Regions from separate parts of the Homo sapiens genome. Here region 1 is linked to region 2. Evidence: chromatin loops called from intact Hi-C (ENCODE). Cell type or tissue: heart left ventricle. All regions are shown on one strand. Links, peaks and the distances in the headings refer to the core of each region. The heading gives the core; the rest is flanking DNA. Region 1 overlaps MTM1 (myotubularin 1). Region 2 overlaps MAMLD1 (mastermind like domain containing 1).

Region 1 (15,776 bases), core at 3,041-11,040, 91 kb after region 2:
TTTTTGTATCTGCCTCCACAGATTCAACTGACCAATCCCAGCCCCCTGTACTGGGACGGCTGTACCTTAATTTGAAATGTTCATGGAAAAGTCTATAAGGGAAGATAGCATTACTCAAATTATTTTCAGTGCAAATCGTTTCAAAGGGGTACAAGTTAACCCTGCAGTTAACTACATAACAGTATATACACTTAAATTTGCTGCCCAGAACCACCCTGCCTGGACCATCCTGATCAGCCAAGGCCTTGTCGTACCATTTCAAACATGAGTTTGTATGAACTTGTGGCTTAAGTGAAATATTACACTGCCAACAACTGTTATGTTCCTTGGCCAATCCTTAATTGCCCAGTTCATTCACTCATTTAACAAATACCTGTTAAGTATCTTTTGGGTGCCAGGCACTGTTACAGGTGCTGTAAATAAATAAAACATAAAATTCTTGGGGCTTAGAGGCCCCAAAGGTTGGTTGGCTAGGTGAGTTGAGTTCTCTTAACTATGTTTCTTAGTCTCAAGCTGTTCTACTGAGATTGGGACCAGTCACGTGCAACCTGGTTTCCTTCCAGAGACCACTTAGAAGCACTTTTCTGTAGGTAGAAGGGACTCTGCAATGCAGGGAGACCTAGGCTAGAGTTGTCCCTGCCAGTAAGTCACTCCAGGACCTTGTCACACACCCTCTAGGCCCCCCGCATCTCCTCTGTAATAGGAGAGGGTTGGGCTTAAATCATCTCAAAGGTTATTTTGGGGGATCAAAAGTGATAGAAGTCTACCTCTGGTTAGAATGCTGTAGTTAACATATATATACGGAATCAACTTTTAATTTTTGCTTTAAAGCCAAGGTAGCCAAAAATCAACATTTTTTTGTTTGTTTTTTAAATAAAAAGGATAAAAAAACTTGATTGTTAGGGCTTTGGGATGAAATACTCTGTAACCAAAAGGGTAGCTGATTTTTGTAGACTTCACTATAGCTTCTAATTATCATCCAACTGCCTTTACACTAACATAGTCATTTTATACACGAAGATATGGATGAGCTTTCTTTGCTTGGTAAGTTAGAGACAGCCCAGGGCTTGTACACACCTGTCTAGTACATTTTCCAAAGTACTACACTGCTTTCCATTTTCCTATTAGAGTCATTATTGTCTTTTTTTTTTTTTTTTTAAGCAAAAAGCACTTTATAACTGAGTGGCTGCTAGCCATGCGCTATCCCTGTATTAGTTAACTTTTCTCCTAGTATTTCCAAGGTCAGGACTAATTTGTAGAATTGGCTAAGACATTGGCATTCACTAGCTATCCTTTTGTGCTCATAAAAATTAAAAATTTTAAAAATACTAGTAATTTGTTAACAGATACACTGTGTGGTTCCAAGCCCTGCATGAATGTATTAATTCATTTGTTTCACCTAATAATGTTGATGTAAAATGGGGGTAATAGCAACCAAAGCCCAGAGAAGTTAAATAACCTACTCAAGGTCAAATGGTGAGTTGCAGAGTTGGAATTTGAATGTAGTCAGCTGCAACATTTGTGCACACCAGCATGATGCTGTTCCAGCTTCTATAATCTTCAGGGATCAATCAAAACCATTCAACAAAGAGAGGCTCACTGATGAGATTTTAAAGTAAGCCTCATTGTGGAACTGGCACATGTTATCTGGACCTTTGGATTTCTCGGATGTATACTTGATCCAACTATTAACAGTAGTAGTAGTGTCTGGTGTTCCTCTAAAAATTAGAGCTTTAGACATAAAGACTGCATATTGTTCGGTTTCATTTATATGAAATTCCCAAAGTGGGCAAATTTATAGGGATAGCAAATTCGTGGTTGCTGGAGGATTGGGAGTGGTGGGTGACTGCTAATGGGTATGGGGTGGGGTTTCTCTTTGGGATGATAAAAGTGTTCTAAAATTGATTGTGGTGATGGGTGGCACAACTTTGGATATACTAAAAACCTTTAAATTGTACACTTGAAAAGGGTGAACTGTATGGTATGTGAGTTGTAGTAAAACAGTTAAATGAAGGGAAAATGAGGGATTTCGTCCTTTATATTCATTTTAAATTGAAATTTTTTCATGAAAATCAGAAATAGCAGGAAGACTCATCATTCTTTTATGGCCCATGAATAAACAGGGTGGTGACGTTGACTGAGTTGACTGTACAACCAGGATTTTAGATTTTTTCTACTGACTTGATAGTAAGAATTTAACTTTTTGTTTTAAAATGTTGACTTACATTAGTGAAGCATTTTAAATATTAAAGTATCTATACTAAAAGGTAGTTTTATATCTGTTACTGAAGAAAATCTGCCCCTAATATATAGTCTTGTTTTGTCAATAGAAAAATTTCAGAGCAGATACATCTGACTTGCTCCATAGTTCATCTCATCCATTCTGCTATCTCTGAGAATAATGGGTTATTTTGCTTGGACATGAACTTAAGGTTAGAAAGGTTTTTCAAAGCATATTTTACGATTTTGTCTGAATTTAATTCATTTTAGTGTTATTCATTAATCTTTTTAAAAAGTTACTTTTAATTTTGCATTGTGCTACCTGTAGGTAGTTTCAGCTCTTCTAAGTTGAGTATCTCTTTCTATAAAGACGTATTTTGCTCTAATTGTTAATTTTCAAGCATCAGTGGTAGTTGCCTAGTTCCAGTGTTCTGGGATTTGGTGAACTAGTATACATGTTTGCCCCATCATGACATTTCACAGTATTGTATATTTGCCGCATAATCATTCACCAGATAGTTGTGAGTTCCAGTGTGCGCCAGGATACAGCCACGAACCAGACAGACACAAGCCTTGGCCTTGTAGTGTTGAACTCTCACGGGGGAATCCTGACAGTCCTAACCTTGTAAGATGGCCCCTATCTGGCCATCTCCCCACCTCTTCATCCTGGTGGCTGTCTTTTTCTGTGACTTCGTCACCTTTCTTGACTATTTCTTAAGGACAGTAGCCAGTACTGTGAAGCTGTTAAATCCCACTAGATTTTGTGCCAAGGTGTGTTAACCCATTTATGCCTAGTGTTCCACTATTGGAACGCTAAGCTTGTGGGAGTTATTTACATCCTGCTGCTCAAGGTCATCACCAAGGTCTGATTTTTCACAAAAATAATTTGCAACCTCCGGCATAAATGGGTTAATGTTCTCCATTGCTGGATTTTGTTAGTGTGTCTGGTTGCTCTTAATACAGCCTGGCAAAAAGATATTTATAAATATCCACAGTCACCTTGTTGAATTGGATGTGGTTTACCTCCCGCTGACTTTATATGTATCTATCTGTGTCCTAAACTTTGATAAAATAACCAAAGCATTACTTAGTGTTCTGTTGTTGCTGTAATCTTCTTAAGTCTAAATAAATCCTTGCGTTAAAATGGTATTTGTGTATGTTCTGAATAGAATGCTTTCATTTATGCCTGAATTGTGATGAATATGCATTATTTAAATGAAGTATATACTTTCCCTAGAAAATACTGATTAAATCAAATCTTACCAATTTGATTTCAGTCAAATCCATGCCACTCTAAACTGCCATCATTTGGAGAAAACAAAATTCTTAATAGAGAAAATAGTGTGAGTTAAATTGTCCATTCTTTTTTCATTCTGCTCGGCTGCCTCTAAATTATCTTTAAAAAATAAGGAGTATGGAAATTTGAGGCCTGTTGCACAATTAATAAACATTAAGTTTTTTTAGATGGCAATTAGAGCACTACGAATTAAAATTCCTGGAATGTGTATGGCGTCTTCTGCTGAGCTCCCCCTTGTGCATTTAGCTCCCCTTGTCTGTTCTCCCCTAGTCCCCTGCACCTTTATTGGAGCTCTCACATACTGCCTGTGCTCTGGTTCATCGTTTGTATGTCTTATTACCACTGGGGCCTAGTATGGAAATAGAACCTGTAAAGTAGTACCGTTTGCTCTCAGTTGCCATATTTAAGTCTCAGATGTCACATATGTTTGAAATTGCATACAAATTCAGTTGATATTGAATGTTGTGTTTCTTGGTAGAGTTTCCAGGATGGCTTCTGCATCAACTTCTAAATATAATTCACACTCCTTGGAGAATGAGTCTATTAAGAGGGTAAGTTGAATTTTCAGATTTATCTGTCTCTTTCCTTGCATTTATTTTGATATTTGAATATTAGGTCATTTTGGGCTGGCCTATTGAATTATGAATTTTATTATTCATTCACATATAAATACATTTATACATGTGGTTTCTTTATTGTCTCACCTTGTTCTAGAAAAGCTTTTTTTTTTTTTTGGAGACAGAGTCTCGCTCCGTAGCCCAGGTTGGAGTGCAGTGGCAAGATCTCAGCTCACTGCAACCTCCGCCTCCCAGATTCAAGTGATTCTCCTGCCTCAGCCTCCCTAGTAGCTGGGATTACAGGCGTGTGCTACCACACCCGGCTAATTTTTGTATTTTTAGTAGAGACGGGGTTTCGCCATGTTGGCCAGGCTTGTCTTGAACTCCTGACCTCAGGTGATCCACTTGCCTCGGCCTCCCAAAGTGCTGGGATTTACAGGAGTGAGCTACCACGCCGGCCCAGAAAAGCTTTTAGATACAATACCTTATATGTGTTAAGTGAGTTTTACATTTGTAAATCCTTTCACATAACTTCATTTTTGAAAACCTCTGTCTCGTGAAATTACTGCTAGACCTCATGTTTAAGGTACTAGGCAATCCTCCACCTGGAAAGGTTGCTGAAGGACATACTGGAAGGCTAAGGCCTGCTGAGCAGGCTGCTACGCCTTCCTAATTATTGGCATTATTTTCTAATTATGATAAAATTGTTGCATAACCAAAACAAATACAACTTTAACAGAAAATGGTTCAAGGTATCCAGGGGGAGATTGTGTAATTAGAGGGAGATTTTGGAATGTGCATTCAAAGGAAGGGATTAATTTAAAATAAGCTTTATTCATGGCCCTTTAAGGCCCTAAGATTATCCACCAGAAAGGCTAATTTATACTCCCACCAGGTGGATAGAGATGCCTAAGCAATCAGAAGGGAGCAAAAGGTGATCTTTTCATTGGTATTTCTTGATTACTAATGAGGTTAACCTTTTTTAAAAAAGTGTGTTTATGGTCAGGTGAGGTGGCTCATGCTTGTAATCCTAGCACTTTAGGAGGCCAAGGTGGGAGGATCACTTGAGCTCAAGAGTTCGAGACTGGCCTAGGCAACATAGTGAAACCCTGTCTCTACCAAAGATACAAAAAATTAGCCGAGTGTGATGGCGTGCGCCCATAGTTCCAACTACTCAGGAGGCTGAGGTGGGAGATTGTTTGAGCCTGGGAGGCAGAGGTTGCAGTGAGCCGAGATCTCACCACTGCACTCCAGCCTGGGCGACAGAGTGAGATCCTGTCTCAAATAAGTAAATAAAAGTGTGTTTGTTATTAGTTTGCATTTCTCTTGTGAAGTGATTGTTCATGTCCTTTATTTGGCTTTTGGGGATTTTGAGGGGAGTTCTTATTGATTATGTGTTCCGTGTGTGTGTGTATATGTGTATGTGTGTGTATAATTTTTTTTTGAGACAGAGTCTAACTCTGTCCCTCAGGCTGGAGTGCAGTGGTGCAATCCTGGCTCACTGCAACCTCTGCCTCTTGGGTTCAAGTGATTCTCGTGCCTCAGCCTCCCGAGTAGCTGGGATTACAGGTGTGCACCATCACACCTGGCTAATTTTTGTATTTTTAGTAGAGTTGGGGTTTCACCATGTTGGCCATGCTGGTCTTGAACTCCTGGCCTCAAGCTATCCACCTGCCTTAGCCTCCCAAATTGCTGGGATTACAGGCATGGACCACCACACCTGGCTTGTTCCTTATATTTTGATAATCAGCTCTATAATATGTTACAAGTCTTCTTCCTGATTTATTGTTGGCCTTTTAATTGTATTTATGGTATTTTGATTTTGAAATACTGAAGTTTAAAGTTTTTATGTGATCACATATATCAATCTATATTTTCTGTTTTGGGTGCCTACAAGGACCATCCTCATCTCCAAGATTATATGTTTTTATTGTATTTAAGTATTTTTATGTTACCAGAATCAGTTCTAAACACAGGAGTAATTTCAAGAATGTAACTATAAATCCTTTGTGTAATGCTGCTCTGGTATAATGTATAGCCTATGTTAATCCCATGTTATCCTGTTTTAATCAGACATTCACTTCCCTTATTTTGTGGTTGACCTAGAACTGTGGTATTTAAAAGGTATACTGAGTATTGCATTTGCTCGTTATGCCTGTTTTTAGTTAGTGAGAGGGAGTGTTAAAGGGTGATAATTTCTTTCCTCTCTTACAATTTATATAAGGTGTGTGGTTTTGCTTCTCATTGAGGAAGGCATTCCTGGCTGAGAACAGTTTGTCTTGCCCAGCTGGTTAAAATGTTTAGCTTGCAAGTACTAGAAAATTTTTTAAATTGGCTAGGAATTTTCATTCTTGCCTCTGAATGAAAAAAAAAAACATTAAAGATTCAGCATAACACCCCTCTTTGACAGCTTATATCTCACCTGAATATACAATTCACATTTCTCTTGTTTCATAATAATTCTCTCCATTTGCATAGCCTCTGATAATTTACAGAAGTGTGCACAGTAGCTCACACCTGTAATCCCAGCACTTTGGAAGGTCAAGGCAGGCAGATCACTTGAGGCCAGGAGTTCAAGACCAGCCTGGCCAACATGGTGAAACCCCGTCTCTACTCAAAATGCAAAAATTAGCTGGGCGTGGTGGCACACACCTGTAGTCCCAGCTACTCAGGAGACCGAGGCATGAGAATCTCTTGAACCTGGGAGCTGGGAGGCAGACGTTGCAGTAAGCCAAGATTGCACCACTGTTGCCTGGCAACAGAGCAAGACTGTCTCAAAAAATAAAAGTGTGCTTGTATATATATTTTTTCACTTAATACTCACAAAACTGCTCTAACGGAAGCATGAGTAACTTCACTTATGAAATGATTGCAGTGTGATTTTGGACAACAAATAGAAAAAAATGAAATACTGCTGAAAAAAACTTTTTGCCCAAACAGATGTTAGTGATGTGCCTCAAATGTCATCAGACTAGCACCTGCAACACATCTTCGTATTAATCCACTAGGGCAGCTGAATAACCTGAAAGACAATGGGTAGCTATGGCAAATTAGGCTCTGCGAACTCGCCTGCAGGTTGTAGTGGTTAATATTACTGTGCCCACCTAGCAGAGCTGTGGAAGTGATTGAATGAGGCACATGCTTGGGAATACCTCTAAAGCCAGGAAGCCTAGAGAAATAGTAAAGTGATGTGAAGAATTTGTACAAATGGCTCCTAAGACTTTTGCCAGCTCAAAAGTTCTCTGACAGACCACTCTTACCTCTTATTAGGACAGGGATCTTAGTAAATGTGAGGAAGTAAAAAGAGAGGAAGGGTCTTAGTGAAATAGGAAACGCAATAGGTAATCAATGATTTTCGGGCATTGTAATAGGATTCTGGCTAATGGCTGTGCTGTTATTCAGTTAAGCCTCTGTGGAATTGAAGTTTTCCTTCCTACTCTTCCCAAAAGATGGCTGAATATGAAAAAAAGAAAGCTGCTACAGTGTATGTGTATCTATAGAACACACTTAATGTTTACTTTTTATCACTTTCCCGAAAGCTGTTAACTTTAAAGTGCTTGGAAATGTAGTTTAAAAATTAATATTATTGAAAAGCATGCTAGCATTATTTAATACTAGAAGTTGACACATCTAATTAATGTTGGTGCCAGATTGTAACTTTTTTGTTTGAATTTTTGTGCCAGTTTTCCCAAATGCTAAATCTCTAATGCTTTTTCTTTAAAAAACATATTTCTAGTGGCTTGTATTCCTAGTTGCTTAAAAACAGTGTGTAAATGTAACGTCATTACTTCTGATGCATCTGTTTTGTTTCTAGACGTCTCGAGATGGAGTCAATCGAGATCTCACTGAGGCTGTTCCTCGACTTCCAGGAGAAACACTAATCACTGGTAAGGACCTGCTGACATAAGATTTGCATAACTTGAGGAGAAGTCTGGCAGGATCAGGTGGCTTCAGTCCCGCTTACTCTTTAGCAGTCAGGCTTAGACAAATAGGCTACCTTTGTTTAGAAGCGTTAACACAGAACTCTCTGCATCCCTTTCTTGATTAAAGAGTTCTTTTGAGAGCTTCATGCTCACAAGGGTAGTGATATTCTTGTGTCTGTACCAAAGACTGAGAATGATTTAGGGGAAAAAAATGTGGATTATCTCTTGAAAGTCTCTCATTGGAGCCATAAGCTCTCATGGTTTAAGGTTTTAAGAGCAAAATGATTTCCAGTCAATGATGCATGCTTTAAAATGATAAACTTAAAGGCTTGAAGGCTTAATCATTCTCCTCTTTGAAATATAGGAGAACATATTGCTTTAAAATATCTTTCATTCGTCAGAAAATGGAAGTTAGTATTTAGGTAATATTTTGATGTTATTTTTCATGATAAACGTATACTAAAAGGAAGGGATCAACTTTGGAAGGGCTAGATCACTACGGCTTAAGAATATAGAAGCATCTGACAGCTTCTAAGCCAAGTGCTAATGTTCTGGGCAAATTTTATATGTGGATTAACACCCTCCTTTCAGACTTCAATGTATTTGAAGCAGATGTGATGACCATTGTTCCAGGGAACCTTTTGATTAATTCAGATCTGGGTTGTTTAGCTTAAATGGCTAAAACCTCGTGCTAATTAGATGGCGGGCCTAAGCGAGGTACCTTTGGGAATTAGCCATACACCATGAGAAATTCTCTTCTGAGTCCACAAACTTGCACACATTCTAGTCTTGAAATGGAGACCAGTGGGATGTGTTCATCCCAATTTCTGGATAAGAGCAAAGAAGATATTTTACTTTTGATCGTCTTCATATATGAAGTTTTGGTGGTAGGTATCAGCGCCTGAACCTTAACCCAGGTGGTAACTAATGGAACTAGCATAAAGTAGCTTTATTAAGTATTTTTTATTTAGAACTTGAAGAGAAAGGGATTTCAAAATCATTACGAGTCATTAACACATTCAAGGACATCCCTGAAAGATGAGAGGCATATTTCTATTATAATTAATTATTCTGATTTAGCTTCTCCTTATGTTTATTCTACCAAAGATGTACTATTCTTTCGGCCACCTGTTTTATATCACTTCAGTGTTTGAAATGAACCTAGCCAAACTCTATTCTAGACTATTAAAAAGAAAAAGGTTTGGTGCGGTGGCTCACACCTGTAATCCCAGCACTTTGAGAGGCCAAAGTAGGAGGATCACTTGAGGCCAGGAATTGGAGACCAGCCTGGGCAACACAGCAAAACTTCATCTTTACTAAAAATTAAAAAACGAGCTGGGTGCAGTGGCGCATACCCATAGTCCCAGCTACTCAGGAGGCTGAGGTGGGAGGATTGCTTGAGCCTGAGAGGTTGAGGCTGCAGTGAGCCATGATTGTGCCACTGAACTCCAGCTTGGGCAATAGAGCAAGACCCTATCTCAAAAACAAAAAAAGACAGAATAAACTGGAAAGATTTCTACTGCTGACATTTATTTATTAAAAACATGATTATGTTTCTGTGGTTAGAGATTGGTAGCCTCATCTCTCAGTCTAGTGGTTAGTCCGTGAGACTGTCCCAGGTGAGTTGCCGTCCTCTGGCTGAAGTAGCTCAAATAGTTACCTTTACAACCACCTTAGGGTAGCAGCAGCAGTATTCTCATTCACTTCTATTGTCACCTTGCCCCAGGTAGTGACAGCATTGTGGGAAAGCTCAGGGAAGCACTGTTAGTGCCTGGAGGTGGTGTGGCCCCACTAGTTCTCCCACTACCCCAACTCAACCCAGCACGGTAATGTAGAAACATTGCCAGTGCTTGCTTTCAGCCTTTTCAGTAATTTTTAAAATTGTAGTTATTCTTAGCTGAATAGTTTATATTAAATTAGTGCCATTTGTTGTGTATCTTGGTATCTATTTCCATTATTTTAGGGTACTTTTTTTATCTTAATAGACAAAGAAGTTATTTACATATGTCCTTTCAATGGCCCCATTAAGGGAAGAGTTTACATCACAAATTATCGTCTTTATTTAAGAAGTTTGGAAACGGTAAGTAGAATATAAGACCATAAAGATGACCCTAACTGTTAAAGATAATGCTAAATTGTTTCTCTTCTACTTTGCAAGATTGACTGTGGGTCAAATTAACATGGGGTATATTTGCTTCTCAACTCTTAATTTTTTGCTTATGCAAAACTCATTTAACACTAACACTTGTATATGTAAGGAACAGGGTCAATTAAAAAAAGTCTTATCCCTCATAATGGTGGGGGAGGGGTTAGTAATTGTAACCATTTGCTAGTTTGGAGAAGTTAGGTGTAGAACAGTGGTTCTTTGCCAGAAGCACATATGAAACCCACTTATGGAGCTTAACAACACAGTATCCATAAAAGTTAAAAATAAAAAAATACAGATGTCCTGGATAGACTGCATCAGAATATCCAGACCTGTGGTCCTGGCACAGTTATATTTTCTAAAATATCACAGAGGAAGATAGTGATGTGAATTTCTGGGTGAAGCCCAGCATTCTAGAACTTTTCCAGGTGTTCAATGATAAAGCACCAGGTAGCAGTGTAGAACTAGGATGACTATGGTATGGCTTACTGCCACTCTACCTTTTCAATCCCTGACCATGAAAGGTTTGTCACAGCATTTTGAGGAATGTTCCATCACTAGGACAATAACATGGAAAAGAGATGCCCCAGAAAGGGAAGAGAGAGTGAGTAGCTGCTGTGGCTGTCACTGAAGGACTTCCAGTGGATGTGGTGGGTTGTCATTGCCCAGGTCAGCCTGAAGGGGAGGTATATTTTGATAGGATGTGAATGGGGAAAGAGGTCCAGGGTTCACAGAGAGTAGCCCATCAGCAGCTTCTACACAGGTGACCTTGAGGCTGTCGGGGAAATGTAGCTTTTTTATTGCTTTTACCCCACCATTTTTTAGGACAGTTCTAATCTAGATTAGTTTGTATCTTTTAATCTTTTTTTCTTTTATGGTGTTCATTATTATGTCTGAATTCTGAAAAAATGCTGTTTATTATCCCCATTGCCTTAGCTGTGGGAGCCCACTTTTATAGCTGCCCCAACTTCTGGAATCTCCTCTGGCACAGTGCTTGTAGGGACATGTACATGGATCAGGCCACAGGGCATTTTATTTATGTGACTCTGTTCAAACTTTTAAGTAAGAGTGGAGATGAGTGAATGTTCTAGATTTCCAGAATGGGAAAGAAGATTCTGAAAATTAACAACAGCGAGCTGCATGTTCACCCTTGGCAACAATTGGCAAAAATTCTACAAATAATCATTTTAAACATGATTTTTAAGTCCTTAGAAAAGAAACCAACCATTGGGAGTGTTATTGACACATTGTCTTGATGGAACCAAGGCCATATGACAGACTCCGGTAAAGACACCTGGGCCAAATGGTGGCAGTACACTTAGGTGGAGTTACAGCCTATGGATTTCAGGCTTAATGCTAGGAAGGGTGGTCGCTAACATCTTGCTGTGTAGGGCCCTTCCTTTCCAGCATTTCTGATGCAATGCAGAGGAGCACATAGAAGACATGCATTTCCAATGTATGAAAAACCCCATACTAGCCAATGTGTGCTAGGTGATGGGATCAGGGTTTGAAATGATCTTAACTTGGTAGGATATTGGAGCAAAACTAATAATATAAAATTGATATAGATAACAATTACTCAGTTGTTATCAGTAAAGGATAGGAGGTCTGTCTTAACGGATCCAAGCTTATTTGAACCAGTAATTGGATATGACTGATTAAAAAGTTAATATTCCCCTAGGCTGAGTTAACAGAAGTATAACATAATTGCCAGACAAAATGTAACAATAGCCCCATCTGAAGTGTTGTATTCCAAGCCAGATGCCAAGTTTTAAGAGGGACATTAACAAACTGAAGAGAGTTCAGACACAGATAACCAGGTTAGTGAAGGGACTGCAGTTGGAGCAGTGATCAAAATAAATGCTGATCTTGTCTGAAGAAAAGATGACTAAAAAGGGACATGATGGACCCATCTTTGAATATTTGAAGTGCCTTTCTGTGGAGCAGGGATTCGATTTATTCTGTATAGCTCCCAAGGGTCAAATTAGGATAGATTGAAAGATTTTATGCTAATATATGTGAGAATTATCAAAAGTTGCAATTAAACATTATGGTCCCTTTTGCTGCTTGTACTCTTGGCTTTTTGACTCACCCTGTGTAGCCAGTTCCACCTTATGCTGTCACTGATGATGAACTGGGGAAGTTATTCAAACTGATGATATGACAAGGTTGTGTATGTAGTGTGACCTCAACTACGAAAAACAAAAATTATCTGTAGAAAAGAGGCTGGAAAGAAGTACACCAAAGGTTTCAGTATTTGGGCTATCTGAAGAAAGGGATTATGCATGTCTTGTCTTCTTCCTTTCACTTGTCAATATTTTTCAAAAACCCAGAATGAACATGTATTACTTTTACAATTGGAAGAATTCTCAGCAAGTTTTATTTTTGTTTGTATATGATGCCCTAGAGGATGGAGTTAGTGCTGAGTGGGTGAATAAAATGCCTGTCTGACACTGACTACTAACTTATTTCTTCTTCCACTAAGTTTTACATAAACATTTTGAGCAATTGGCCACAACATTTAGTCCAAGTATAAAAGCAAGCAGCTGACAGCAGAAAACATCATATAAAGAATGCCATTTAAATGGTTATACAGGAGTCTAAAAACATAGTCATCATAGTGTTTCTTCAATTAAAGTCCTAAGCAAGAACATTAACTGTGGATTCTGCTGCAAACTGAAAAAAATTTTGTTGCATGTTTGACAAAAAGCTGTCATCTCACTGGCGTTTTGAAGTGGACACCTGTTTGTTTCAGGTATGTAAACACTGCAGTAGGAGTGATGAGTCCAGATGTGTGTGGTCTGATTCTGGAGTCAGCTCTGCTATTTTGTAAGGAGTCAAGGGCAGATTCCCTGCCTCCTGTTGCCCAGAGAAGTAGAGAAACAGTGTCCATGTCCTGAGATTGCCACAGTGGCCTGCTTCTACCTAGCCCTCCTTGCCTGGTCTGCCCCTGCATTCTGGCCCACGCCCCGTCTCCAGCGTGTTCGTCCTTAGAGTGAGGCCGACCAGCTTATTTCTCAGTTCCAAAACTATCATCGGTTCCCTGTTGCCCACAGAGTGAAATCCATTCTCTTGGTATGGCCTAAAAGTCCTTCTGACTCCTCCAACCTTGACTCACATCACTTCTTCCCAAGTGCATTGTTCTCAAACTACGCAGAGCCTTTCCTTCTCCCATCATGCATGTGCCATTCTCACGGAACCTGGATGCCCTTTCTCCACCCCTTTCAGAAGCTGCTAGTCATCCTTCAGAACCTACCTCAAGAGCCACACCCTCTCTGGAGTCTTCCCCAGCTTCTCTTGAAGGAATCATTCCTTCTTTGTGTCCCTGCAGCCTTTTCTTCATGCCTCTGTGTTATTAACACATTGCTATGAAACCTTCCCTGGCCCTTTAGCTAAACTTTTAATATGTCTTTTCTGTGTTTAATTTTTCTCTTGAGTGCTTGTCACTGTGTCCTATGTTATATATTTCACTGATTCATCTTGTTTGTTGTCTCTCTAAGGACAAGGATGCTTGTCTGTCTATTCACTGATGTTCTTTCAGTTCTTGGGAAGGAGTCTGGCACATTGAAGATGCTAAGTCAGTGTGTGTTGAATGAATGGATTCTGTCATATTTATTTGCTGCTATGTCTGTGGTCTTATCAAATGCTGAGTCCATTTGGTCCTTCATGCCTAGCTAGTACAGTGTCCTGGTAGACAGTAATACACAGTAAAAGTGTATTGAGTGAACTTGGGAGGAAATGGGCTCCTAAGTTGTTAGTGCTGCTCAGAGGGCAAAGGCCTAGTCACTGTGGTTTGACCACAGTATGGCTCCTGCTACATTGTGGCATCTTGAATACTAACATTGCTTCTGGATTTGAGAAATCCCATAGCTACCTTTTGGCCTTGAGGGTACTAAGGAATTTGGCTTTGGGTTAATGTTGTGACTATAGTAGGGCCTACTGTAGGTAGGTGATACCCTGTAATCTGGTAGACTACCATGAGTAAGACTGCTTTCAGGATTCCTTCCAGGAGCACTTTGTGTTTAGGTGCTCTAGTGCATGAGAAAGATACCTTAACCCTCGTTCATTCAGGCATTCATGTCTTCATTCCAGAAACATTCACTGAGCACCATGGTGAATTTAATACTGTGCAAGGTGCATAATACTATACCCTGAGGCCTGCATAACCTCATAGGATATAGAGTTGAGTAATTGTGGTATAATATGACAAAGCCTACAGTGGTATGCATAGTGCTGTGAGAAGGAAGAAGACGTACAAGGGAAAAGACGATTATGCCAGTGTAGCAAGTCATAGAATGCTTTATAGAGGAGATGATACTTGAACCAACTCTTGAAGAATGGTAACAATTTTCTGGACAGGAAGGAAAAAGGAGCATATCAGGTAGAGAGTTACCGTGTCTATATGGTACTTTTCTGTATCGCATGTATAACAATATGGAAAAGCACCATTTGTTATGAAGATGGTTGAATGATCGGTTGGAGCTGGAACATTGGGGGTTGATGGAGGAGTGGGGAACAGAAGAGGATGAGGCTGGAAGAAGAGCCAGCAGCCTTAAGAGTCTCATAAGTCACAGTTAAGCAGTATGCAAGTTACACAGACAATGACATATCCAATGTGATTTCAGGAAGAGAACTCCAGCTGCAGTGTGTGTGTGATGGGTTAGGGGCGGGAGAGACTGAAGTCAGGAAGCCCAACTAGGAAGTTATTTTAGTTTCCTAGGTAAGTGATAAGGGCCTTAATACAGTCATAGTGGAGATAGAAAAGAGGGGACAGCCATGAGAGATTTGGAGGGCTTGAGTGGCCATTTGGAAGATGGAGTTGAACAAACTTTCACTTGAAAGATAGGAGCTGCTCCCATTCATCTGAATAGACATATTACAGGAGAAGGAATATGTTGTAGATAAGCCCAATGGGGAAATTAGTCTGAAGGCATGGACTTACAGCTCTACAACTACCACGTGGAAATGGCTCAGAAGCAGTTGGAAACCTGACTCTGAAGCTTCTGAAGTCATTAGCATATTGGTAGCACTAAAGACCACAGACATTCATGAGCTGGGAAGAGTATGTAACATAAAAAGATATGGGCTAAGGAGAGGACCCCGGGGGACATGGACACTTTTCCATGGTGCGGAGAGCGAGAAGAGCCAGTGGAGACAACCAAGTGGCAGCAGCCAAAGCAGTAGAAAATCTTTGGATAAAGGGCTGTGATGGAAGTCAGTAGGAGAGAGAATCTCAAGAAGGAAGGGAGCAGACCATGGTGTGAAATGTTGCAAGTTTCAGTAAGATAAAGAATGAAAAGAGGCCATGGAGTGTGTGGCCAGGAGGAGGCTCACAGGAGCCCCAGCGAGAACAGATTCCATGGAGATGTGAGTCCTTGGGTCTTTCTCGCAGTCCTCTTCCACCTTGGTCTTTCTGTAAAGATTCTGCAGCTTCCAGGCCTCAGCAAGCTGCTCTGCATTTATTCTTCTCCCCGTGGCTTTAAGCTACCCCCTTGGCTTTAGTCACTTCCATGCACATGAAATTGTATAGTAACAAAGCTCCTTAGAGTTTACCCAGCCTTTTTCCATTGACTCTTTCATCTGAGCATGACAACAGCTGACAGATAGGCAAAGCAGACGCTACCCTAGCCATG
Region 2 (15,776 bases), core at 5,296-13,295:
TGGGTGACCAGAGTGATACCCTGCCTCAATACAAAACAAACAAACAAACAAACAAACAAAAACCTTGGCCGGGTGTGGTGGCTCACACCTGTAATCCCAGCACTTTGGGAGACCAAGGTAGGCAGATCACCTGAGGTCAGGAGTTCAAGACCAGCCTGGCCAACATGGCGAAATCCTGTCTCTACTAAAAATACAAAAATTAGCCAGGCATGGTGGCATGTGCCTGTAATCCTAGCTACTCAGGAGGCTGAGGCAGGAGAATCCCTTCAACCTAGGAGGTGAAGGTTGTGGTGAGCTGAGATTGTGCCACTACACTCCAGCCTGGGCGACAGAGTGAGATTCCGTCTCAAAACAAACAAACAAACAAACAAACAAACAACAGCAACAGCAAAAAACCTTAGTGGAAGACACAATCTAAGCATTTAAGGGAAGAGTCCCAGGCCATTAGTAGATGAAGGCTTTCAGAAGAAGAGAGGTTGACCTGTCCTGGTCATTATCTGCCTTCAGCTTCCCGGGAATGTGTAGAGCCCACCACCATCAGGACACTAGCAGAGTTGTGGACATGGTATTGGATATGCAGAAGAAATATGGCCAAAGAGATTGGACTGCCCTCTGTGTTTTGCTTTCAAGCTCACCACAGCCTGCCTCCAGTACCTCCAGTTCCCAGGTGTAGGGCAACACAGAACATCCCTGTGGGGTGAAGTGAGTGGCCTCCACTGATCCGGCCAGCAGGACCAGGAAAGCAGAGCAGGAAATTCACCAGACAAAGGGTCAAGCCAGACCTCTTCCAGGGTGGGGGACAGGCAGATGCCTGGGGACACAGAGTCAGAGAGGGGATTCAGAGATCTGCCTGCTCCTTAACCAGCTTCCAGCCCAACCCCATTACGCTGACCATGTCCCCCCATTCCACTTTACCTCCCAGATCTGGGAACATCTAGAGCTCCTCCTCCTGAGGCTTGGGAAGATTCTGCCGTATAGACCACGATCCTTTCCAGTTTTCTCCTCTGCTGTCTTGTGATTCAGCTTCCTTGGTGCTGTGTAGTCAGTTAATCCTGGTCTATCTGCATTTTAGTTTCATAAATTATGATGCTGTTATCTCCTCTCCTATTCTCTCTATCCTGGTGGGATTTTGTCTTTAAAAACAAAACAAAACACAAACTCTTACTGTAGTTTTAATGAGACTCTGGGAGGAAGAGAATTTAGATGCTTGCATTAAACTGCTGTCTAATTCCAGAAGTCTCCAAAGGAAATCCTGCCACTCCCTTCTTCGGTTGCCCGAACATGACGGTTAGTTGGATGGCTCCCTTGGAAGCCCAAGGTGCCATCAGGGAGATACTGAGAGAATTTGAGGCTGGGAAGGCAGGTGGGGGTTGGGGTGAGGGTTATGTTTTGAATATTGCTTCATATTGAAGCATTTGTAGTATTTGCGGTTAAGAGCCTGGATTTTCATGTAAGTCAACTCCAGGTTCAGCTTCCAGCTCTGCCAGTTACATATGGTGTGACTTTGAGCAAGTTACTTTGCTTTTCTGAACCTTATTTTCCCCACCTGTTAAGTGGGGATCATAATGGTACCCATCTTTCAGGCTTGCCATGGGTATTGAATGTTTCACTTAGTAAACATTTACAGCGTTTCACTCAGTGCCTGGCACATTGTATGTGTTCAATACATGGTAGCTATTGTCATCATCATTATCGTCATCATCATGAGAAAATAGAAACCTTCCAGAAACTGTCAGGGCAACGATTGCCACAGGCCGTTGTTGGCTACTAAAACTCTAGACTCTGGAGAGCCTTGATGCCCTTCCTCTTTTACCCCGTCCCTGATGCTCCCCCAAGTAGCATGATGCCCAGTGGCCCACCAACCTCATTACCCAGCATTGCTGACAACAGGCACAGCCTTGGTCACTGTGAAAATGCCCCACAGCCTCAACCTCAGAAGTGGGAAGTATACTGCAGATTCACTCTATGCCAAGCACTATGGGATATCCACAGGAATGTGCCACAGTGAGGTAACTGCCCAGGGGATAGTAATTCCTTCATTTCTTTATACATTATGGATTCTACCATTTTGTTATTGGGTTATTTTTCCCCTTGTCAAAGTAGCAATTTATCAGTTGAACTTAATTCTCTAATTAAATTTCAAATCTGAGAATTTACATGATGAAGTGAATTTGATTTTGGACCCAGTCAATTTCAGTCAGCCCTAAACATATTTTGAAATGTTAAAGTTAAATTATATACGTTTGTGGAGGAAAAACTCCAGGAAAGCCTAAATTTTTCCAGGTCTTGCTTAGGGGATACCCTGCTCCAAGAAAACTTTTACAAAATGCAAATTTACAGAACAGATCCACCAAATGGGTGGGATTGGTGCTACCCTAGAGTTTTCTGTAGAATTTCTTTTTTAAAAAATTTTTTTCTTTTTTTTCTTTTTTTTTTTTTTTTTTGAGATGGAGTCTCACTTTGTCGCCCAGGCTGGAGTGCAGTGGCGTGATCTTGGCTCATTGCAAACTCCACCTCCTGGGTTCAAGTGATTCTCGTGCCTCAGCCTCCCAAGTAGCTGGGACTACAGGCACGCACCACCATGCCCGGCTAACTTTTTGTATTTTTAGTAGAGACGGGGTTTCACCATGTCAGCCAGGCTGGTCTTGAACTCCTGTCTTCAGGTGATCCACCCACCTCAGCCTCCCAAAATGCTGGGATTACAGGTATGAGCCACTGCGCCCAGCCAGAATTTCTTTAGTGAGATTTATCTACCCCCTCCACCCACCATACCACACGTATCATAACAGAGGTCCCCCAACTTGGAGTTCTCCTCATTTCAAGGTACAGTTATTATAAAAAGAAGAGGACACCTGGGTCTCACAGCAGCCAGCTCTGCGGCCATTGCACAGTAGAACCTCAGTGGCCTTACAAAATATTCTTGCTGTTAGTCTACTTACTGCAATAACAAAAGTTTCACTTGGGCACTTTGATCACACAAAGCTTGGCACAGGCTTTGAAATCAGACAATACCTAGGTTCTAGTCTAGGCTCTGGCACTTAACTAATGGGTGATCATGGGCAGGTCGCTTAACCTTTTTGTGCCTCAGTTTCCTTATCTTTACAATGGGATTATAATAGTACCTCCTTCATAGGATTGTCCTGAGGATTCATTAATTGAAATGACCCTAGGAAAGGGTCAGTGCCTTACACTGAGTAAGTTCTCAGTAAATATTTATAATATCATCATCATCATCAATTATTATTATTATTAATTTACTTTACCAAAACACAGGTCCTGCTGAGCCATGTTGGCCAGACCACACCTAGAACAGCATGTCCAGTTTTAGGCTAATCTGTGTAAAATTCAGTGCCTGGACCATTGAAAGGGGCTCGATATATGGTGGAGGTATTATTGTTAATTAATGCTGCTGCTAACCTTCCTGGAGTGCATACAACATGCCAGGCACTGCATACGTGCTAATTCTATTAGTCCTCTTAACCTTTACCACTCTATGAATAATATACAATTATTAATCCCTTTTGCAGATGAGAAAATTAAGGCACAGAAACGTTAAGTAACTCTCCCACAATTACAAAGCATGGAAGTGGCAAACCCATAATTCAAGTCTAGACTCTCTTTTTCCAGAGCCTGGACTCTTAGCCACCATGCCAAAGAGCTGTGCTGTCCACTGCTGTAGCCAGCAGTCACATGTAACTATTTAAATTAATAAAAAATTTAAAAAACAAGAATTCAGTTCTTCATTTTTACTAGCCACATTTCAAGTGCTACACACTTCATGTGGCCAGTGGCTACCATATTGAACAGCACAGCTCTAGAGCATTCTATTCTTTCTGGGATGATTCAGCATCAACTCAGGAAGTTCTGTTGGATGGTGATGCTTACAGAGATTCTGTTTCTTACAAAATCTCAGACTTCAGTTGTACAGCTTTCTTGCATTGTTATTAATAGATGCATACTTATGATATATTGAAATCCCATTTGCACTTGGCCAAGTAGGGTAATGGCAAGAAAAAAGCCAAGAAGCGTGACTTACATTACGTTTTCCTGTTTCCCCGGTGCATTATTTCAAATTCACAAAGTTGTCTCCTATCACCTCTCTTTGATATGGGGCAGGAGGCATTCATCAACTTGCCCAAAAATCCAGGTTCTTCCACATGTCTGCCTTCACCTCTTTGGGCTATCTGGATAATATTTAGTGCTCTAGCATAGTAACCTCACAAGTGACTTGAACAACGGAGGTTGGCTTCTGAAGTCAGTGAGCCACAGAGGACCTTGGACTCTGAGCATCTTTGACACACTCATCAAGTCTCCAGTTCGCTTTCTTGGGTTTTCTCTGCTCATTTCTGTTACATGGTTAGTAAAGGCCAGGGAAAGAAAAGGTGTTGAGGATCCATTACCTTAATTCCAGAATGATTAAGTCAAGAAACCTACAAGCTCTCAGAAGCCAGTGGAATTAGAGTGCACTACTATAACCTTGCAAATGTGCATATGCCTCCTTCCGAATCACCAGAGTGGAGATTGGGCCAATATCCAATCTCGTCAATAATTTATAAAGCCAGAGCATTCATCCACTTCTTGCAAAGCAGCTGAATATCTATGGGGGTTAGTCATAATCTGAGCTCCTTGCACCAGAGCCATTTGAGCTACAGAATAGCACAGAGTGTCACAGAATAGCCAAAAGTGCAGAGTTATTTCAGTATGAAAGAAGGAGGAGCACCTGACTGCTCCTCGCCATGTGCAGAGGAGGAGCCCATGCATTTCCAAACCCAGGGGTTGCTTGGTTTCTAGCTTGGTTTCTGTCTGTACCCCATCTTGCTATTGTGTGACTTGAGTAAGCCCATCTCCACTTCCTCATCTTATTAGCTAGGAACAATCTATCTCAAATTCACATGTGCACAGAGTTCAGTGCCCAGCACACTAAAGCATGTTCAGTAAATATGTTAGCTGATGTTATTTTCACCATATGATTATGATCACTCTCTGTTCTACTGATGGGTTTTATAAACCCACCAGCATTGAAAAGAGATGAGTAGATGTGCTAAAATGAGAGTAAAGGCTCAGTTTATCATTGGTGTTTATCCCAAAAAAAAGACTAGCACAATGCTCACCAGATTATAATCTCCCAAGTGCCTAGAACATCATGCCAAGCTAGTAACATAGTAAAGTTTATTGAATTTTGCAAGTATTTGCTGAGCCCTTTGCCTGGGCTAGATACTGTCGGGGCACCAGAGGGATTTAGAGATGATTAAGACTTGGCCCAGCAAGAATGTTCAGTCAGCCAAGGGTATTCAGCCACAGGAGCTGGACCTGGAAAGAGAGGCAGAATTTCCAGGGTGGAGGAGCTTCATCTCGAAAGACACACAGAATTCCCAGAGTACAATCATGGAGAAAGGGCATTCCAGGCTTGGCAAACCAAGGAGCACAAGCACAGAGGGCCGACCACACATGGCAGCCTGTCTGGAGAGCTCCAAGGAGATTGGTATGACTGGGGGTACGTGACATTATGGAACGCAAAACCTGGCTGCTGAGAGGGTGGATGTGCTTGCACTTGCATCTCTAGTCTTGGTGCGAGCCATTGGAGGATTTTTCAGGGGAAGGGAAACTGGGCTGACCTGGTTCCAGCAAACTCTCTGACAATCATGAGAAGCCCAGGGTCCAGGGGGATGAGTAAGTGTGACCTCCAGGAAACGGGGCACCACTATCAGACTCTATCTGTCCCATGGCTTACTTCTGTGAGATTCGAAATAGTGTAGACCTTGTCAGTCCATGAGCTAGTAATTATGCCCACCAATTACTGATTTATTTGCCTTTCTGAGATGTGCAGTGATCCCAAGGACAAAGATGGATTTACCTTATGTTTAGAAACTTCTAGAAGTTGAAATGTTCCTAACAACCTTTCCTGTGGAGGTTGTACCTCACACTTAGAGTGTGTGATAAGCAGTTTCTTTTCCTAATTAAATAAAATGGAGAAAAGACACAAGCATCAGCTATAAAGCTCCCAGTCAGTCACAGTCAAGAGACTGAATCTCATCTCTTTTATTTATTTTTTGTGTTAACTGGGGATTGCATTGGTCTGCACAGTGCTTGCTCCCATCCTGCTCCACTTGATTGAGTGGCTCCAGGCCCCCTCTTGATTGCTGCTGAAATAGAACTGCCCACACTGTCGGGGTATCTTCCGCCGCTGGTCATTTCCATGTGCCATCTGCAGTTTTTTCTGCCTGATGGACTACTGAGGCACTGCGTATGTTATGCTGATGGGGGGTCCTGTTTCTTGACCCATCACTAATATCTTGCAAGTCACAGGAAGCTACCAGGGATTCCTGAGCAAAAGCTTAAAATGCTTCAGTTCTCTACAAATAAGCCCCATTCATTGCTTTTAGAGTGTGTTATCATGGAGCAGACAAGTAATCAGAACCTGAGTAATATTTGCATATTGAGGTCTTCAAAACTCCAGTGTGGCTATAAAATGGTATTTAAAGTTATCAAGGAGCTAGGTATGCAGGCAGAAAGAACTGTCCATTGTAGAAAGCAATGCCTCTGCTCATGTCCCAGATAACCTTGCTCCAAGGACAAACTGGAGCTTGATAACATGAAGCTGCAGATGGCCGGTGAGCTCAGCTCTGTACTCACTAACCACCCCATGGGAGGGGCACTGAGCCCTCTATGGTTGGCATAAATCCCATTAGAATGGTAAAGAAATCCTTTTCACAAGTACATAGAAATCGCTTGCTAAGATTTCATGGGTTTTCTTGACTTTGTTGTTTTTGTTTGGGTTTTAGAGGGTGGGCATGAGTCATCTCTAAAACTGTTCAGGTAGTTAGGTTGTCTTCTTATTCCCATTTTTAAGTATTTATAATTTGTTCTTAAAAATTTGTCCGGAGGTCCACACCTCCCCTTGGAAAACCTTGCCTGTACTTTTCTTAATGGCACATTTTAAGTTTCTATGTTTCAAAACTTGCTTATCATATAACATGCTAATGACTAAACACATGCACACCTCCACACCAATGCAAACGACATGTGGGCTTGGGAACGAGGCAAGCCTGGGTTTGCATCCTGCTCTGCCACTAGTGGGCTGTATGATTTTGGGCAACTTAGTTAACCTCTCTGGGCCTCATTGGCCTCATTTGTAAAATAAGGGCAATAATAGTCCCTTTCTCATAGATGGCTATTTATACAGATCGAATAAGACCAAATATTTAAAGAACCTGGGTTAGTGCCTAAAGCACAGCAAATGCTCAATAAATTCAGTGGTGGCAATTTTTATTGTTATTTCAAATATTACATCAAAATATCTACTGAACTATTATCCATTGCAAAGACTTGCCCACAATAGGTGCTTAGTAAGTGTTTATTGCAATAAGTTGAAGTGATTCCAACTATGTAGCTTAGATTTCGGGTATGAGTGTTTCCTTCTCCACTGGGATGTTTGCTAATGGACATAGATGATCACTCACAGCTCAGGTATTAAAAGCAGGAGAGTAGAGGTGTTCCTTCATGTAGAAAGAAGAGCAACTTCTCATCAAGGCAGGCTTCCAGCTGGTCCTTTGGACACCACTGTTGCTAAGCACTTGGTGTGCTCGTCAGGGTACCAGGGCTCTTAGCAGCCACCCATTTGCGTTTTGCAGCTTTTGCTGACATGGATATCAAGTATGAAGTTATTTTAATTGCCTTTGGCTGAAAAAAATGGGTCATATGTTCAATATGTTCAATTCTGGTGAAATCCCTGTCTTCTAAAGCATGATAGAAAGGGGAGGTCCCACCCACACACAAGTCCTAAAATCTTGGGGCCCTAGTGGGGTATAGTTCAACAAGGGCTGCAGCTCAGGACGTGGTTGTTGTGAGATTTACTCGTGACTGTTTGGTTTTGCACTCACCATTTGGTTTTGCAGATTCCTCAGCGTGTTCACACACACATACCTACAAACCAGTTTAGAGTTGTGTGCTCCATTGTGGGGGGTGGTCACTGGGGTGGGGTGGGGTAGGGTGGGATCAGGCTTGGTCAAAGTCATTGCTGATGAACCAGCTATCTGACTTAGCTTTGTTCCCATTTTCAACAAGACAGTGATTTCTCAAGCCAGGGGAGTCTTCACATGAGATCCATGGATGGGTATTAAGTGGTCCAGAAAACCCCCCCAAATTAGATGTAAAATGTTGGTGGGCTGGAAAGGGGGAGACACCATAAGTGCTTTTTCTGTGGAGAGAAACCATAGCTTATAACTGGTTCTCAAAGAAGTCTATGACCCAAGACAAGCTAAGATCACAAAGCTGTTTGGTTTCGTTCCACCAAAGCAGTTGGTGGGTATAACCACAACACCCAGATGACCCAGCTAGACACTCAGGGCAGTGACAAGATCAGTCAGAACCATTTTGTGGCCAAGCAGCTGATGGATTGTTCAATCGGTTGTTGTAGACTCATGTAGACAAAGCCTGCAAGCTTGGGGAAGCCAGGCACCCCCAGGTCAGCCTCGGGCGACAGCCCCCGTCCTGCCAGGCCCTGGGGAGTGAGTCCTTCCTGCCCGGCAGCTCCTTTGCTCATGAGCTGGCCCGAGTCACCTCCTCGTACAGCACCTCAGAGGCAGCGCCCTGGGGCAGCTGGGATCCGAAGGCCTGGAGGCAGGTGCCCGCTCCACTACTGCCTAGCTGCGACGCCACAGGTAAGTCACTTCCCCCTGAGCCTCGCTTTCCTCATCTGTCAACGGGGCACAGTCCCCTGCTCAGCCTGCCCGCCTGCCTCACAGGGTTGTTGGGAGGAACACAGGAGGTGACAGCTCCGAAGGTAAAGCTCTGTCCACCCATGAGGGACTTCTAGTGCTTCCTGGGCCTGCTTGTTCTCTACTTTCTGCCCGGCATTCTTTGGCAAAGGGACAACCCAAGCAAGCAGAGTGCTCCAGGTGCCTCAGCCCCACCTCCAGGGAAATGAGTGGGGGATTGACCAGGGTGCAGCTGCTCTCTCCCTCAGCTGTATGCCTTCCAGTACCCCGTTTCCATACCTACCTGCCTGTCTGTCCCTGAGGCCAGACTGGGAACCTGAGGGGGACAGGGGCTGTGCTTCTGCACCTCCGAAGCCCTGCACCTGATACCTGCCTGCTTGGCACCTAGTGGGTGCTCGGGAACTGCCTCTCCTGCCAGCCATCTGCTGTGGATTCCAAACCCCGCCCAGGACTCCCACACCCTAGAGGCAGGAAGTTGGATTGCCCTGCTGGAGGACTGGCAGTCTGGGTAGTACAGGCAGAAGGAATCCAAAGCAAGCTTGTCCAAGAGGCCTGTGAGTTGGGATCATCCTCTAGATTCTAGAGTCTAGAAGGAATGGCTTGACTTGCCCCCAGAGTCGCATCAGTGGTCATGAGAGCAAGCGGATGGACACCAGCCAGAGGGGACCTTTGCAGAGAATTGCATCTGGTGCATAAAATATCAATGTGCACAGGATGTCTGCACTATCTGCAGAGAAAACTGGAGACATGAACATTTTCTAAGTGATAGTGATCAGAAGATGGTCATTAAGCTGAAAGGGCCTCCCAGGATTCTGGCCTTTAATGGAAATTCGGCTTTGGTATGTACAGCCTTGTTCTCTTTATCCTGCCTGCCCTGGCCTGGAAGAACAAGCAGTGCTTTCCTTTCAAGGGCTATTGATTTCTCTCTCTCTCAGAGTCACAGAGCTCCTCAGCTGTTCACTCTTCAGCTGAAACCAGAGAAATCTTGTCCAGCACAAAGCTGCCAGGGAAACAGAATTAGCAAAACGGACGTCGTCCCCTCAGGATGTCGCTGTTTCCACCCTGGTCTGCCTTGCCTTTCCCTGTCTTTGGAAGCCACAGATGAAAGGATATCAGCTAGCTTGCCTTGAGAATTATTGTCCCTCACCTATTCTCTCTCTTCTCAAGCCAACAGCTTTCACCCAGCAGTGAAGTGGCAGAGCAGATTTGTGGCCCCAAATCTTCTCTAAGAACCTTGGAAATTGGCCCCACCTGAGGGCCTTTGAGGGTCAGGCCTGGCATCCACTAAATCCTCCCTGTCAACACAGCCACTTTGTCAGTCCAGCCTGTGAGTCAGTGCGAGACAGAGGATGCAGGCACCACAGGGGAAGAAGAAAAGCAAGCTGGAAATATATTTGTTTCCTTTGCCCGGGATCATTCCCAGCATCTAAACCAAGTTCTTCCCAGACCGGCCAAGACTGAGGAGGAGTCAGAATAGAGTTTGCAGCAGTCATAGATCATGTGGGAAGACAGAAAACAAAGGGTAAAAAGAATTTCATATACAGATCTCTGCCGTTTGCTTTCAGTGGCATTCATTTTGTGAAGCCCCCAGTGACAGCTTCAGACCAGTTCAAACCTGAGGGCAGCATCATTACCATGGGTGAGGTCTCTAGAAGGGCAAGGAAAGACCCCTAACATAGAAAATGGTGTGGCAGTTTCCAGTTCCCCATTGGGGTCCCATGACTTGACCTTAGGTTTCTGCCAGCACCTGCCCACCCTCCATCCCTTCACCCTACTGGGTGGTCATTAGAACATTATCTGCTTTGATTGATTTACTTGTGTCCATAAGAGTAGAGACACACGGTGTTATCCCCATGCCCGGAACAGAGCCTGGCCCATAGTAGACCCATGACCATGTTTGTTAACTGAGTGACAGAGGGACTGACTGGACTGTCATGTAAGCAATACCTTCCCGTCAGGGTCTTGGGAAGGTAGGTTCAGGGGCCCCAGAGTTACTGTGGCCCGTATCCCTCTGGCTGCATTCTGGGCAACGCAAAAGGGCAGGTGTTCAGTGGGTTCCACCCCAGATCTCGGCGTTAACAGTCCACTGGGAGAAGTGGCCCAATTCGTGCTCATTACTCCCAGTGGTCCTGCCTCCCTGCAGGCATTCTGGAGAAGCTGAGTCACAGGCTCTGAGAGTTAGGGGGAACTTAGGAAACAATCAAAACTTGCCTGCCATTCATTTTAGGAAGCCGTTGTAGTTTCTGAGGGACGACTAAAGGGAATTTTTTCCTAAAAGCATCCATCCGTCCTCCAACTAGGCTTCAGATAGCAGTGTGTATGTTGTCACTATCTATGGGCCATGGCCAGTCAGAGCCCACGGGTCTCAGGGGGCTCCACCCATGTGGGGGTGGGGGTCCCCACAACTCAGATCTTGAATGTGTGGTGGTCCCATGCAGTATACTATCTTCCTGTCATTGCAAAGGGAAAGTCAGAAGGGTGAACGAGTTGTTTCTAATTCTGGCTTCCAAACAGTACAAAAGAAGGTTTTTTTCCTTGTGGAATACACTAGTGCTCAACCTTTGGGACAGATAGCTGAGCACCTTCTGCTGTGTGGCAGGCTGGCTCTCTGTGGGGGCACTCATGGAGCAGTGTCTGCTGGAAAAGGAGACAGGAGTTCCCTAGCATGGAGGGGTAGATAATCTCCCCGCTCCCTCCCCTCTTCTGTCCTCCCTTCCCCTTCTCCCTCCTCCTCTACCCTCCCCTTTTTCCTCTCCCCTCCCCTTCCTCCTCCTCCTCTTCCTTCTCTTCCTCTTCTTTATTCTCTCTCCCTCTCAGTCTCCCCTTCCCTCCCTTCCTTCCTCCCTTCCTCCACATTCTTTATAAAACAAGGCTTTGGATCCATTCACTGCCATCCCCCAGAAGTCTTGTCATTTGAATTCTTGTCTGAGTCAGGATGCTCTCCTCCAAGGGCTCATAGGGCAAGGAACTTCAGCCCGAATCCGGCTAAAATCCAGGAACATTTTGTGGGCATCTGTCTCAGTCCCCGAATCGTTTGTCCTCTGCCTTTCCCCCGTTGGAGTCCTTTTGCCTGCTTAAGTGGTTGAATTGGTAATGAGATCATTCTTCCCATGCAGTGGTGAGAAAGCAGCACTCAGGTGATTGCACCTGGGTAAACAGGAGACATTAGCATGTGGTAGCTGGTGAGTGAAGCTGGTGCAGTGCCTGGCGTGGGCTCAGTTGTGCCAGCAGGCAGTGGTGGAGTTTGGGCTCTTTCCCCTCTCTCCTGCCCAGCACACAACCCCCAGGGACAGGTGGGGGCTTTACAGCTCCCTGGCGTCAGCCTAAAGCTTCTAGAAAGGCATCCCCAGGACTTCCAAGGTTGCCATCTTGGCTGAGACTGTCTGTGAATGTGGTCCCTTGTCTGACAGTGGGGGCTGGGAGGGGTGTGACAGAGGAAGAGCTGGGCCTTAGTTCTCTGGGGGTCACCATGAGAGAAGCACACCTGGGCTTGCATAGAACTCAGTGCTGCTTGTCAGTGTCACCTGGCACAACAGGACGTAGTGCCACAGTTGCAGCCCTAGAAAATTTGACGACCCCTTCATAGCTTTGTTTATAAAAGGCCACACGGCCTAGGCTGTCCTTCATAAGAGAGCAGAAAGCGAGTGTCCCAGTCACTAAGCAGCAACTTTCAGGCACGGTTTCCTCCTGGTCACTGAAACCATTTGTCATTTCCTGTTTTCTCCATTTTCCAACGATTCTAATTGTCAGTGTCAAAAGGCAACAACTGTTTTCTTGGGGCTTATCTTTGGAGCACATTGATTCAGAACAAAGGATGGGAGCCTCCATCTGCAAAACAAAGGAAGCAGCCTCCTCGGGAGGCCTGGAGAGAATGCTCTGGCTCCTTTGGCCAGGGACAGCAGGACCAGCATAGGAGCAGAGGACTGGCGGTGCCTCTGGACACTGCCGTAAGGTGAAGAGACCATGGAGGACCGTCGCTTGCTGGTGGCACCCCAGACTTGAAGATCCTGCAGAGCTGGCCACCGGCACCCAGGCTGGGTGTCAGCAGCGCTGTGTGGCCTTGGCAGTTTCCATAGTGATAGGCTGGCCAGCTTTTCCATTAGACTCCGGGGTCCTCTGGAATGTGTGCTTCCCGGGATGAAGACGCCCCAGCACCCGCTGAAGCCTGCCCTGCCCCGGCGTGGCCTTTCCTTTTGTCTGGCACGCCCCTGGGCTTGGCTTTCTCTTTCCGTCCCTCCCTTCGGACTTTACCGCACTTCCCCTGCTGTTTCCTTAGTCACACTCTCCAGCCTCCATCTGCCCCTGCCCCTGAACCCCTACCTCTGTACAACTGTGTTATTTGATGAAACTAATGCAGCAACCGGTGGGGATGGAGTTAAGGACCGTTTAGACCTAGCCAGCCACGCAGGAATCTGTCCCCAGAAGCAGCGGAAGCACCTGGTCTGCAGTTAGGAGATACTGTACTTCTTAGCCGTGTCACCTTGGGCAAGTCATTTAACCTCTCTGAGCCTCTGCTGTCACATCAGTAAGCTGGGGACTGTAGATCTTCTGCCCTGATGTCCTGAGACTGGTACAAGAAGAGCCAAAGCGAAAGGACTGCCTTCAGAAATGGCTGCCAACCCTGACCATCTCAGGCAGATCCGGATGGTGTGGCCTTGGGCAGTGGTCATGTGACCCCCATGCTCCTCAGTGTCCACATGGGGTGTTGCTAGATGACATAAAATAATGGGTGAGACGTGCTCAGTATAATGAGAGCTTGAGAAGGCAGATCCCACCCCCCATCCCCACCCCCACCCCTTGCCGCCTTGCCAATGCTTTGGCAGGGAGAGGGCAGCTCCATAGGGCAGCTGAGAAACAGCCCCTCACTGCCCACACGGCAGCTCCAGTGGAGGGGGAGGCAGGGACCAGGACAGGAAGCAGGCTAAGGGCGGGATAGAAAAGCAAACCCCAGTCTGGTGGAATCGCTTCTGGTGTAGTCTTCCCGGTGCCATGTGTTTGTCCTCTCTGCCTTGGCAGGAACCAAGGCCAGGAACTGCTGCCAGGCCTGAGAGCCGGGCACAGTCCCAAGCACTGGGTCGCTACCCCGCCCCACTCCCACCAGCCCCACTGAGTGCAGAGAAGGGTTCCCAGAAGCCCTTTGCTGGAAAAGCAGGCACTGCACGGGCAGCCCGTGTTGTAGAGGCAAGTCCTCTGGCATCTTCGGGGGGACACAGACCAGAAAGTGGACTTGGAGCTTGTGCTCCCAGACAGAGCTGCCTTGGTGGTTGAGAAGGGGAGAGAGATGGCAGCAGTTGAGCAGAGATGGCCGGGCTCCCCTCACTGTGTGGGGTGAGGCTTCAAGCACTGGACTGGGAGTCAGACCTGGATCCGAGTCACAACCTGACACCAACTGGCTGAGGGTCTCAGAGCAAGTCATGCCTTTTCTGGGTCTGGGGGCCTTCATGTTATTCCCTCCTGGCTATGTTCTTCCCCTTTGCTCCTTGAGCCGATCCCAGACTGAGTGCTGAAACTGCGGCCTTGAAACTTGGCTCGCTCCTCCCCCTGCCCACCCAGCCAGCTTTCAGATGGAGACAGGAAGCTCCTCCCAATTGCCTATGCTGCAACTAGTCAGGAGAAGGGCGGGAGGTTGGCAGTAAGTGTTTGGCTACTCCCAGTGTTGGAGACTGTGTCCACCTGACCATGTGATCATCTGGCCGTTCATGCCAGGACCACCAGGAACAAGCCTCAGTCCTCTTCTCAATGTCCTTTCCCTATGACAGCCCTGCAGAGGCTAGGTATCCACCACTACATAGCCCACAGTCTGCTCTGCCCCAGCCACAGCATCCTTGGCTTGCTCAGCCATTCTTTGTCTGGGTAGTTTGAAGTCCAATCCCCACTCTCATTACTTACCATCCTCTGAATGCAGCCAGTCTGTCTGGGTCTCCCTGAGACTGGCATGCCCAGACTCCTGTGGGTATAGTCTGGCCAAGGCAGAGTTAGCATAGGACTGTCACCTCCCTCCTTCTACATACTCTGCTTCTATTAATGCAGCCTAATGTTACATTTGTTCTTTTGGTGACCGCATCTCACTGCTGACCCATCCTGAGCAGATGGACATCCAAAATGCCTAAAACTTTTTTCTGTGTGCTCTTGCTATTAAGTTCTGTCTCTCCTGCCCCATTCTATGCTGTTGCAGTTGTGTTTTTAACCCAGGTGCAGAATCTTACTTTATTTATACCTGTGGAATTTTGCTCGAGAGGGTGGGGCATGCATGCGAGTGTATGCTGGTGTGTTTATTCATGCTTTCTGCTGCACCAAAGCCAAGTCCTAGGTCCCCACGCAGCGATCCTAAGGCTAATTATTAATTGGTAGCTGTAATCTAATTTGTCTTTTTCATCTTCTGTTTAGCAAGAGGAACAGAGATCAGGTCTTATGGCAATGACCCCTGAACGGCAGAATGCATATATCTCCCAACAGATGAGTCCATTTGAAGGTAAGCAGTTAAGGCCAGTGTTCCCAAAGGGGTGGGCAAGGGGTGCATATGTGGAAGTGGGGTGAGAATTCATTTCAGAGTAAGCAGTTACTGTGCTTCTGAAAGCATTGAGAAAGAGGAGATCTGAAAATCAGTTAAATAATTCATCCAACTCTAAGAGCAGGATCCCAATTGAAGGCCTGGTCTAAATGACTCCAAAATCACCACTTAATTCAAGAGACTGATTTCCCTGAGTCAGGCCCCTTAAAGCAGCTATTTCAATGGGACAGGGAAACAACCCTAGGATCTGGATTAGAATCACTTGGGGGCTGCCACACCCCCAGGGCTCTGATCCTGCCCTTCTCCCACACGCACATTCACATACTGCTGCAGTGACCTTCCATTTCTAATGGGTTCCTGGGCCATCTGTCAGGTATAGGGAATGGAAAAGGGGTTGGGGAGGCTCTGCTTCAGAAAGTTTGTGTCAGGGGCTCCCAGAGCCTCCACAGATAGATAGCAGGGGTCCCCACCCTACCATGGCAGCTATAAATGTGATCAACATTTATTGGCCTAGGATACAGCAGTTAGCAAAATGCCTGATGTAGTTC

Evidence for each region. Peaks named below come from ENCODE experiments on the same cell type or tissue, not always from the same donor. Only the 100,000 strongest peaks of a DNase experiment are listed, where the experiment ranks them.
Region 1: it touches region 2 in a loop (2.4-fold over the local background); 3 of 110 quality-filtered maps call a loop at or near these places.

Annotation. Positions count from the first base shown.
Region 1 is chrX:150,588,610-150,604,385 of GRCh38, forward strand. MTM1 (myotubularin 1) reads left to right here. Exons shown (of 15, transcript NM_000252.3): 2 at 3,996-4,068; 3 at 7,889-7,961; 4 at 9,983-10,077. The coding sequence starts at 4,006. Among named protein-coding and RNA genes, the nearest start is that of MTM1, 28 kb to the left of the region's middle. In heart left ventricle, for the core only: no CTCF peak of the experiment used is centred there; no DNase peak of the experiment used is centred there.
Region 2 is chrX:150,494,858-150,510,633 of GRCh38, forward strand. MAMLD1 (mastermind like domain containing 1) reads left to right here. Exons shown (of 8, transcript NM_005491.5): 6 at 8,417-8,660; 7 at 15,105-15,189. The coding sequence ends at 15,145. It overlaps LOC124905223 (a long non-coding RNA gene), which reads left to right. Exons shown (of 2, transcript XR_007068346.1): 2 at 1-4,557. Among named protein-coding and RNA genes, the nearest start is that of MTM1, 66 kb to the right of the region's middle. In heart left ventricle, for the core only: a CTCF peak has its summit at 9,778; no DNase peak of the experiment used is centred there; H3K27ac peaks cover 3,228 bases.